3 separate regions of the Homo sapiens genome follow, and regions 1 and 2 are each linked to region 3. A link is a contact called in ENCODE Hi-C or POLR2A ChIA-PET data. All regions are on one chromosome and are shown on one strand. The core of a region is the stretch at or near the end of the contact, and the rest is flanking DNA. Distances in the headings are between cores, read along the strand shown.

Region 1 (2,700 bases), core at 154-2,653, 310 kb after region 3:
GCTGTGGCCTGGGCAAGATAACGCACTTCTAACTAGAAATCTGCCAATTTTTTAAAAAAGTAAGTACCACTCAGGCCAACAAGCCAACGACAAAGCCAAACTCTGCCAGCCACATCCAACCCCCCACCTGCCATTTGCACCCTCCGCCTTCACTCCGGTGTGCCTGCAGCCCCGCGCCTCCTTCCTTGCTGTCCTAGGCCACACCATCTCCTTTCAGGGAATTTCAGGAACTAGAGATGACTGAGTCCTCGTAGCCATCTCTCTACTCCTACCTCAGCCTAGACCCTCCTCCTCCCCCAGAGGGGTGGGTTCCTCTTCCCCACTCCCCACCTTCAATTCCTGGGCCCCAAACGGGCTGCCCTGCCACTTTGGTACATGGCCAGTGTGATCCCAAGTGCCAGTCTTGTGTCTGCGTCTGTGTTGCGTGTCGTGGGTGTGTGTAGCCAAGGTCGGTAAGTTGAATGGCCTGCCTTGAAGCCACTGAAGCTGGGATTCCTCCCCATTAGAGTCAGCCTTCCCCCTCCCAGGGCCAGGGCCCTGCAGAGGGGAAACCAGTGTAGCCTTGCCCGGATTCTGGGAGGAAGCAGGTTGAGGGGCTCCTGGAAAGGCTCAGTCTCAGGAGCATGGGGATAAAGGAGAAGGCATGAAATTGTCTAGCAGAGCAGGGGCAGGGTGATAAATTGTTGATAAATTCCACTGGACTTGAGCTTGGCAGCTGAACTATTGGAGGGTGGGAGAGCCCAGCCATTACCATGGAGACAAGAAGGGTTTTCCACCCTGGAATCAAGATGTCAGACTGGCTGGCTGCAGTGACGTGCACCTGTACTCAGGAGGCTGAGGGGAGGATCACTGGAGCCCAGGAGTTTGAGGCTGCAGCGAGCTATGATCGCGCCACTACACTCCAGCCTGAGCAACAGAGTGAGACCCTGTCTCTTAAAGAAAAAAAAAGTCAGACTGCTGGGACTGGCCAGGTTTCTGCCCACATTGGACCCACATGAGGACATGATGGAGCGCACCTGCCCCCTGGTGGACAGTCCTGGGAGAACCTCAGGCTTCCTTGGCATCACAGGGCAGAGCCGGGAAGCGATGAATTTGGAGACTCTGTGGGGCCTTGGTTCCCTTGTGTGTGTGTGTTGATCCCAAGACAATGAAAGTTTGCACTGTATGCTGGACGGCATTCCTGCTTATCAATAAACCTGTTTGTTTTACACGTCGACCCCTGGCTCTGCCTGGGGTCTGGGCTTGGGTTTGTCCATGCTCCTACTTGTCTGCCACCCCTGTGTAAGGGGAGATGGCGTCACGGTCCCTGGAGTCTGGCTGGCCCCTGTTGTGACTGGACCACAGAGGGACCCCTGTTACAGCCGCCCCCTCAAGCCTGTGAACCATAAGAGAACTTCCTGCTCGGGACCACACAGCTGGCTGGGTTCCAAGTGTGCCCTGGTCTCATGCCTTCATCCTCCAGGTCTCCTGGGCCTGCTCTCAGGACCGGGATGGGGTCTCTGCAGATCCCTAGCAGCCTAGGCAGCCAGGCTCTGCCCTCCTGGGGACCCCACTCGGGGAGAGTGGTTGCCCCTGGGATACTCAGACCAGTACAGGGTTTTGGGGGCCCAGAGGACATCCCTGGGCCCAGGTAGGAGGTTAGAACAGGGTTCTGGAGATGACCTCTGACCTCCTCCTGAGGGATGAGCAGCAGTTTTCCAGAACAAAGGATTGCAGGGAACTGTCAGGCAAAAGGAGTTCTGAGTTTAAAGGCCTTAGCCTGGCCAGCATGGTGAAACCCCATCTCTACCAAAAATACAAAAAATTAGCTGGGCATGACGGTATGCACCTATAATCCCAGCTAGTCAGGAGGCCGAGGCACGAGAATTGCTTGAATCAAGGCAACAGAGGTTGCAGTGAGCTGAGATCGGGCCACTGCACTCCAGCCTGGGTGACAGAGTAAGAGTCTGTCTCCAAATAAAATAAATAAATAAAATCAATTAATTAGAAGAAAGCCTTGGAGGGGAGAGAGACCTTGGCCTGTGTATTGGTTCCACTGACCCCCTGGGTCACCATCGTCACTCCAGCTCCTGTGACTCCCTCAGTGGGACCATTTTCATTCTTGGTGATTATAGGATCTGTGATTGATGGAACGCCCCGCCTCCTGGCTTCTCGCCCTCCTCTCCTCCATGGTCCTGTCCTCCAGCCTGTCTCAGTCACTCAACCCTTGACCAAGGCTCCCCACACTTATTCCATAAAGAGCCAGGGAGCAAATTTATTTTAATTTTTTGAGACAAGGTCTCACTCTGTTACCCAAGCTGAAATGTGATCGTGGCTCACTGCAGCCCTGACCTCCAGTCGCAGCCTCTTGAGCAGCTAGGACTACAGGCATGGACCACTATGCCGAGCTAAATTTTAAATTTTTTTATTTTTATTTTTTGGGTTTCCCTGTGTTGCCCAGGCTGGTCTCGAACTCCTGGGCTCAAGTGATCCACCGGCCTGGGCCTCCTGAACTGCTGGGATTACAGGTGTGAGCCATTGCGCCTGACCAGAATCAATATTTTACACTTGGCAGGCCTTACAGTTTCTGCAACAACCACTCACCTGTGCTGTTGAAGTGTGAAAACAGCTGTGCACAGGACATGAAAGAATGGGCAGGAGGCGGATGTGGCCTTCGGGGTGTGCCCATGCCAGTGCCTTAGAGCCTGGCATTACTGATAA
Region 2 (2,700 bases), core at 199-2,698, 280 kb after region 3:
TGACGGTGGGAGAGGCTGGGGCGTCTCTCATTAGACTCAGGGTTCCTTGCAGGCAGGGACCATGCCCGGCGTCTTTGTACCCTGGCATTTAGCACAAAGCCTGGCTCCAAGAACCGGATACCAGCCCAGTCTTCCTGTCTGCCCCCAGCTCATTTCTAAAGCAACATCACAGGCAGCGAGTCGGGAGTGGGATGTGTCACCCCCGGGTTGCCTGCCTGTGATGTGGTCAGTCCTTCCTAACGCAGATGCCATTCCTCTCCGTGACGGCAGACGGGCCTCCGCTGTCACTGGCCCTGGCGTTGCTGTGACGACCTGGCCTGATGTAGCTGCACCCTGCAGTCCATGGGGCTCCTGTGAACCCCCAAGGTTGAGACCCAAATGCCTCTGCTGCCTCCCACCACGCCCTAGGGGCCCCGCGACCCGCCATGCAAATGACGTGGTTTCCGCATTGCTTGAAGAGGGTTTCCTCTGTGTGGGGGTCCCTGGGTCCTTGGGCAGATACCTCTGCCCCTCCCCACAGCTTTGGCCCCTGCCCTAAGACCCTGGAGACCCTTTTGCCTGGGAGAGTCACTGAACCACCTGCCCCTGCTCACAGTGTGTTCACAGAAGAGTCACTCCCCTCTGTGGGCTCCTTGTCTGTAAAATGAGGGAGCAGGACAAGATCACAGGGTACAAAACTGTCAGAGGGCACAGAGGCTGATGTTGCTGCCATCAGCTCCTGGAGTGCCGCTCACTGGCTGCATGACCTTGGACAATTTGCACGAAATCTCCCAAGCCTCAATGTCTGCATCTGTAAAATGGATCATCCTGACCTCATTGCGTTAGTGCTAGGATAAAATAAAGAGAAGGTATATGAACGTGCCCAGCACTGTGCCTGCACACAGTAGGTACTTTTCCTGGATCTGAACAGTCTCTGTTCTTCCAGCTCTGTGTAAAGGCTTGATCTCGACCCCTAAAGCCTGAAGCTTCTCCCTGTGGCCACCTCCCCACCGCATCATCTTCCGTTCTCAGCGGGTAGATCCCTGCCCAGGGGGGACCCCCTGGGGAAGGCTGGGAGCATGACCTCTTCCCAAGGGTACGGCATCTAAAAGGGATCTCCGGAACATTGAAAAGCCATGAAGGCCGGGCACAGCGGCTCACGCCTGTAATCCCAGCACTTTGGGAGGCTGAGGGAGGAGGATCGCTTAAGGCCAGGAGTTCAAGACCAGTCTGGACAACATAGCAAGACCCGGTCTCTTTCTATAAATGAAAAAATAATAATAAAGCCATGAAGATCCCCAAAGAAGGCTGTGCTAATGGCGGCCGGAAGAGCAGAGGGCACCACAGATGCCGTGCTTTCAGCTTTTTCCTTCTCCTCCAGGCCTCCCTTCTTTCCTTCCTCTCTCGCTATTTATAAATAAGAGAAGGCATTGAGGGCCCCCACCTCGGGTACTTGCAGGGCCTTGGCCTGGGAACAGGACAAGCAGCAAGTCAGTTGACCCGGGGTTGCTCAATTCCCCAAGAGCTGACGCAAACTCCAGAATCAGACCTGCCCTGGCCACCTGGCCCTGCCCCTTACCAGCTAAGGGCTCCAGCAGAGTCCTAGTCTTGAGCGAATCTTATACCTGCAGCCCTGTCCACCAGCTGTGCTTCCTGAGTCCTCCAGGGTGAGGGGGCGTGGGGTCAGAAGAGAGGGGACGGTGTGCAGGGAGGGTGGAACCTGACTGACCGGGTCAGCCTTACTCTTCCAGCGGGGTCTTTTCTTCCTGGAGCTCGGCCCTCGGCAGCTCTCAGAAGCTCACCTTCTTGCAGGCTCTCACAGCCGCATCGTCCTCTGGCTGGGCTGCTCACAGACCCCGGCCCCTGGGTTTTGTCCACTCACCCAGACTCTGTTTTGGGGTCACATTACCCTTCCAGTGTTCCTCTGAGCAAAGTCCCTGTGAGTTAGCCCAAGGTCCCTGTCAAGGAGGACCACATCTGGCCTGTTGCACTCTTCTCCTTTGCCCCACCGAAGCCTCTGTCACACTGTCACAGCAGCGGGCCTGCCATGGTCTCCCCATGTAAGGCTTCCTGAGGAACGGGCCTGGTGCCAGCCTGGGGGTGAACTGCCAGCCCCAGGAGTCACAGGTCAGCTTCCCCACACTTACCCTGGAGGCAGGATGGAGGCCCCCTCCTTTGCAAGGCCCACACGGGCCATCTAACACCCCACTAAAGCCGGGCAGTTCGCTGCCCTGGGGTGTGTTCTCGCCTTGCCAGTTCTTGGCTAAAACCAAGGCAGGAAGAGCCCAGTTCCCATGTTCTGTAACATGGGTCTATGACCAGGGCCTTTGCAGGCCCCTTGCAGCGCCCCCATGGAGCCCCCAGGAGTCTGGGAGAAGATGATGAACCCAAGTGAGGACCTCCCCAGGGGCCTTTGCTCCTCACAAGAACCCCTGGAGGAGACAGGGCAAGGAGTACCACTCCCATTTTACAGGTGACAATGCCGAGGCTCAGAGAAAGTCCATGACACCCCCAAATCCCCCGGACCCACTACCCTGACCTCCTGGCGGTGCACAGAGCATGCCACGCACCTCTCCATATGCACATAGACCCTCTAACCTAAGTCAGCGCCCCTTCTACAAGGCCGGTGTCCAGCACACCTGGGAAAGGGGACATTTCTGGCCCTTTCCTCTCAGAAGTCGCCTGCTCGAGCTGCCCTCCCTGGGGGGAAGGGGATGGGGG
Region 3 (2,700 bases), core at 122-2,621:
CCATCCTGAGCGACAGAATGAGACTCTGTCTCAAAAAAAAAAAAAAGTGTGTTTCTTTGCACACATTTTTGTACATTTCTGTTTCCTTAGGATGTATTCCCACATGTGAAATTATTGGCTTGACATATATTAACTGTTAAAATACTTTTGTTAGGCTGGGCGCGGTGGCTCACACCTGTAATCCTAGTACTTTGGGAGGCTGAGGTGGGTGGATCACTTGGGGCCAGGAGTTCAAGACCAGTCTGAGCAACATGGTGAAACCCTGTCTCTACTAAAAATACAAAAATTAGCCAGGCATGGTGGCACACACCTGCAGTCTCAGCTACTCAGGAGACGGAGGCACGAGAACTGCTTGAACCTTGGAGGCAGAAGCTGCAGTGAGCCAAGATCGCACCACTGCACTCCCACCTGGGCAACAGAGAGAAACTGTGTCTCAAAAAACACTTTTTTTAGGGCTCTTGATACATATCATCAAGTGACATTTTAGTAAGATTGGGCCAGTTCCTATTTCTACCTGTGGCATCTGCGTTCCTGTTTCACTGTAACATGGCTGCCTCTGAATTTTATATTTTAAAAGTATTTGCTAATGTAATAGATGGGACGTGACATACAGAGTTGCTTGTATTTGGAGTCCTCTGATTACTAGTAAGACCAAACAGGTTTTCACATATTTATTAGACATGTACATTTCTTCTGGAAAATTTTTCTCTCTACTATCAATGATTTTCTATTGCAGTTTAGTATTGATCCCATTAATTTTTCTTTTTTTTTTTTTCTTAGATACAGGGTTTCACCACATTGCCCAGGTTGGTCTTGAACTCCTGGGCTGAAGCCATCTGCCCTCTTCAGACTCCCAAAGGTCTGGGATTACAAGCGTGAGCCACCGCACCCAGCTTTATCTCATTAATTTGTAAGGCTTTTTGATATAGTACAATTGTTAACCCTTTGGTGTATTGCAAGTATGATTCTGGTGGGAGGCTCACCTTTTTGCTTGATTATTTTTGACACACAGAATTTCAAAATGTCAAATATATTTACGGTAACTTTTTAAAGGCTCGGCATGGTGGCTCACACCTGTAATCCCAGCACTTCAGGAGGCCGAGGCTAGCGGATGGCTTGAGCCCAGGGGTTCAAGACCAGCCTGGGCAACATGGAAAAACCCCGTCTCTGCAAAAAATACAAAAAATTAGCCAGTATGGTGGCATGAGTGCCTCTAGTCCCAGCTACTCAGGAGGCTGTGGTGGGAGAATCACCTGAGCCAGCGAAGTTGAGGCTCCAGTGAGCTATGATCACACCACTGCACTCCAGCCTGGGTGACAGAGCGAACTCCATCTCAAAAAAAAAAAAGAGGCTGGGCACAGTGACTCACGCCTATAGCTGTGCTGGAAGGCCGAGGCGGGAGGATCACCTGAGGTCAGGAATTCGACACCAGCCTGGCCAACATGGTGAAACCCCATCTCTACTAAAAACACAAAAATGAGCCGGGCGTGGTGGCTACTCAAGAGGCTGAGGCAGGAGAATCTCTTGAACTCAGGAGATGCAGGTTGCAGTGAGCCGAGATCACACCACTGCACTCCAACCTGGGTGACAGAGTGAGACTCTGCCAAAAAAAAAAAAAAAAAAAGAATGGCCAGGTGCAGTGCTTCACACCTGTAATCTCAGCACTTTGGGAGGCCGAGGTGGGTGGATCACGAGGTCAGGAGTTTGAGACCAGCCTGACCAACATGGTGAAACCCCGTCTCTACTAAAAATTCAAAAATTAGCCGGGCGTGGTGGCGGGTGCCTGTAATCCCAGCTACTTGGGAGGCTGAGGCAGGAGAATCACTTGAACCCGAGAGGTGGAGGTTGCAGTGAGCCGAGATCACACCACTGTACTCCAGCCTGGGTGACAGAGCGAGACTCCGTCTCAAAAAAAAAAAAAAAAAGAAAGAAAGAAAGAAAAAAGAAAAGAAAAGAAAAAGAAAAATGCTATAATCCTGCTAAAAACTCCCCTGTCTCTGTCTACTTTAGAACGCTGACCATTCCTTTGGAGTTGGTGTTTCCGAATTGTCCATCCTCACACTTTGTGCTTGAATAAACACTCTTTAAATTAGATTCTAACCCTTTTGATGATTTTAGGTTGACATTTTGGTGACCCACAGATGGGACCCAAGGCAAGCCTCCCACAATCCATGCTGCTTTGCCAACATTCTGAGCTTTGGTACCCGCAGGAACAGCTTTCACTCGTCTGACCTCATCAGAGCTAGCGGGGCTTCCTGGCATTTTCTCTTGGGTTTCAAATCTCCCTGGCTTTGGCTGAGATTCAGACTTTATTCAAGTACCCTGATTCCGCAATTCCATGCTCTATGGAGCTGGATTTGAAGCTCTACTTTTAAAAGTAGAAGTTTCAGGCCAGGCATGGTGGCTCATGCCTGTAAACCGAGCACTTTGGGAGGCTGAGGCGGGCAGATCACTTGCGGTCAGGAGTTTGAGACCAGCCTGGCCAACATGGTGAAACCCTGTCTCTACTAAAAATACAAAAATTCCCCAGGCATGATGGCACACATCTGTAATCCCAGCTACTCAGGAGGCTGAGGCAGGAGAATTGCTTGAACCCAGCGGGTTGAAGGTTGCAGTAAGCCAAGATCTTGCCAATGCACTACAGCCTGGGGAACAGAGCGAGACTCCGTCTCAAAAGAAAAAAAAAAAAGTGTGTGCCAG

What was found. Hi-C counts contacts between places; a loop is a spot of excess contacts on that map. ChIA-PET counts read pairs that join two places held with the same protein, here RNA polymerase II (POLR2A). Pooled maps may share reads with other maps.
Region 1: a map with no recorded cell type shows a loop between it and region 3 (2.1-fold over the local background). The contact joins two enhancer-like sites. A Hi-C loop is called at or near these places in 2 of 168 maps with a recorded cell type or tissue (MCF 10A and mammary epithelial cell), 3 of 37 single-sample maps with no recorded cell type and 7 of 50 pooled maps. POLR2A ChIA-PET finds 5 or more read pairs at or near these places in 13 of 52 experiments (A673, AG04450, CD4-positive, alpha-beta T cell and 9 more).
Region 2: a loop to region 3 is called in a map of CD4-positive, alpha-beta T cell, with 4 times the contacts of the local background. The contact joins two enhancer-like sites. A Hi-C loop is called at or near these places in 4 of 168 maps with a recorded cell type or tissue (CD4-positive, alpha-beta T cell, CD8-positive, alpha-beta T cell and naive thymus-derived CD4-positive, alpha-beta T cell), 6 of 37 single-sample maps with no recorded cell type and 13 of 50 pooled maps. POLR2A ChIA-PET finds 5 or more read pairs at or near these places in 19 of 52 experiments (AG04450, CD4-positive, alpha-beta T cell, CD4-positive, alpha-beta memory T cell and 13 more).

What each region holds. Positions count from the first base shown.
Region 1 is chr1:12,208,013-12,210,712 of GRCh38, forward strand. TNFRSF1B (TNF receptor superfamily member 1B) reads left to right here. Exons shown (of 10, transcript NM_001066.3): 10 at 1-1,208. Among named protein-coding and RNA genes, the nearest start is that of MIR4632, 18 kb to the left of the region's middle. RefSeq lists a silencer at 2,467-2,546. Within about 2 kb of position 1,404, at least 8 of the 41 ENCODE cell types and tissues checked have a DNase peak (open chromatin) inside an H3K27ac peak, as active enhancers do.
Region 2 is chr1:12,179,028-12,181,727 of GRCh38, forward strand. All of the region lies in intron 1 of TNFRSF1B (TNF receptor superfamily member 1B), which reads left to right. LOC124903844 (a long non-coding RNA gene) reads left to right here. Exons shown (of 2, transcript XR_007065466.1): 2 at 926-1,282. Among named protein-coding and RNA genes, the nearest start is that of MIR4632, 11 kb to the right of the region's middle. RefSeq lists an enhancer at 1-840. Within about 2 kb of position 1,449, at least 24 of the 41 ENCODE cell types and tissues checked have a DNase peak (open chromatin) inside an H3K27ac peak, as active enhancers do.
Region 3 is chr1:11,900,245-11,902,944 of GRCh38, forward strand. No RefSeq gene overlaps it. Among named protein-coding and RNA genes, the nearest start is that of RNU5E-1, 6.6 kb to the right of the region's middle. Within about 2 kb of position 1,372, at least 3 of the 41 ENCODE cell types and tissues checked have a DNase peak (open chromatin) inside an H3K27ac peak, as active enhancers do.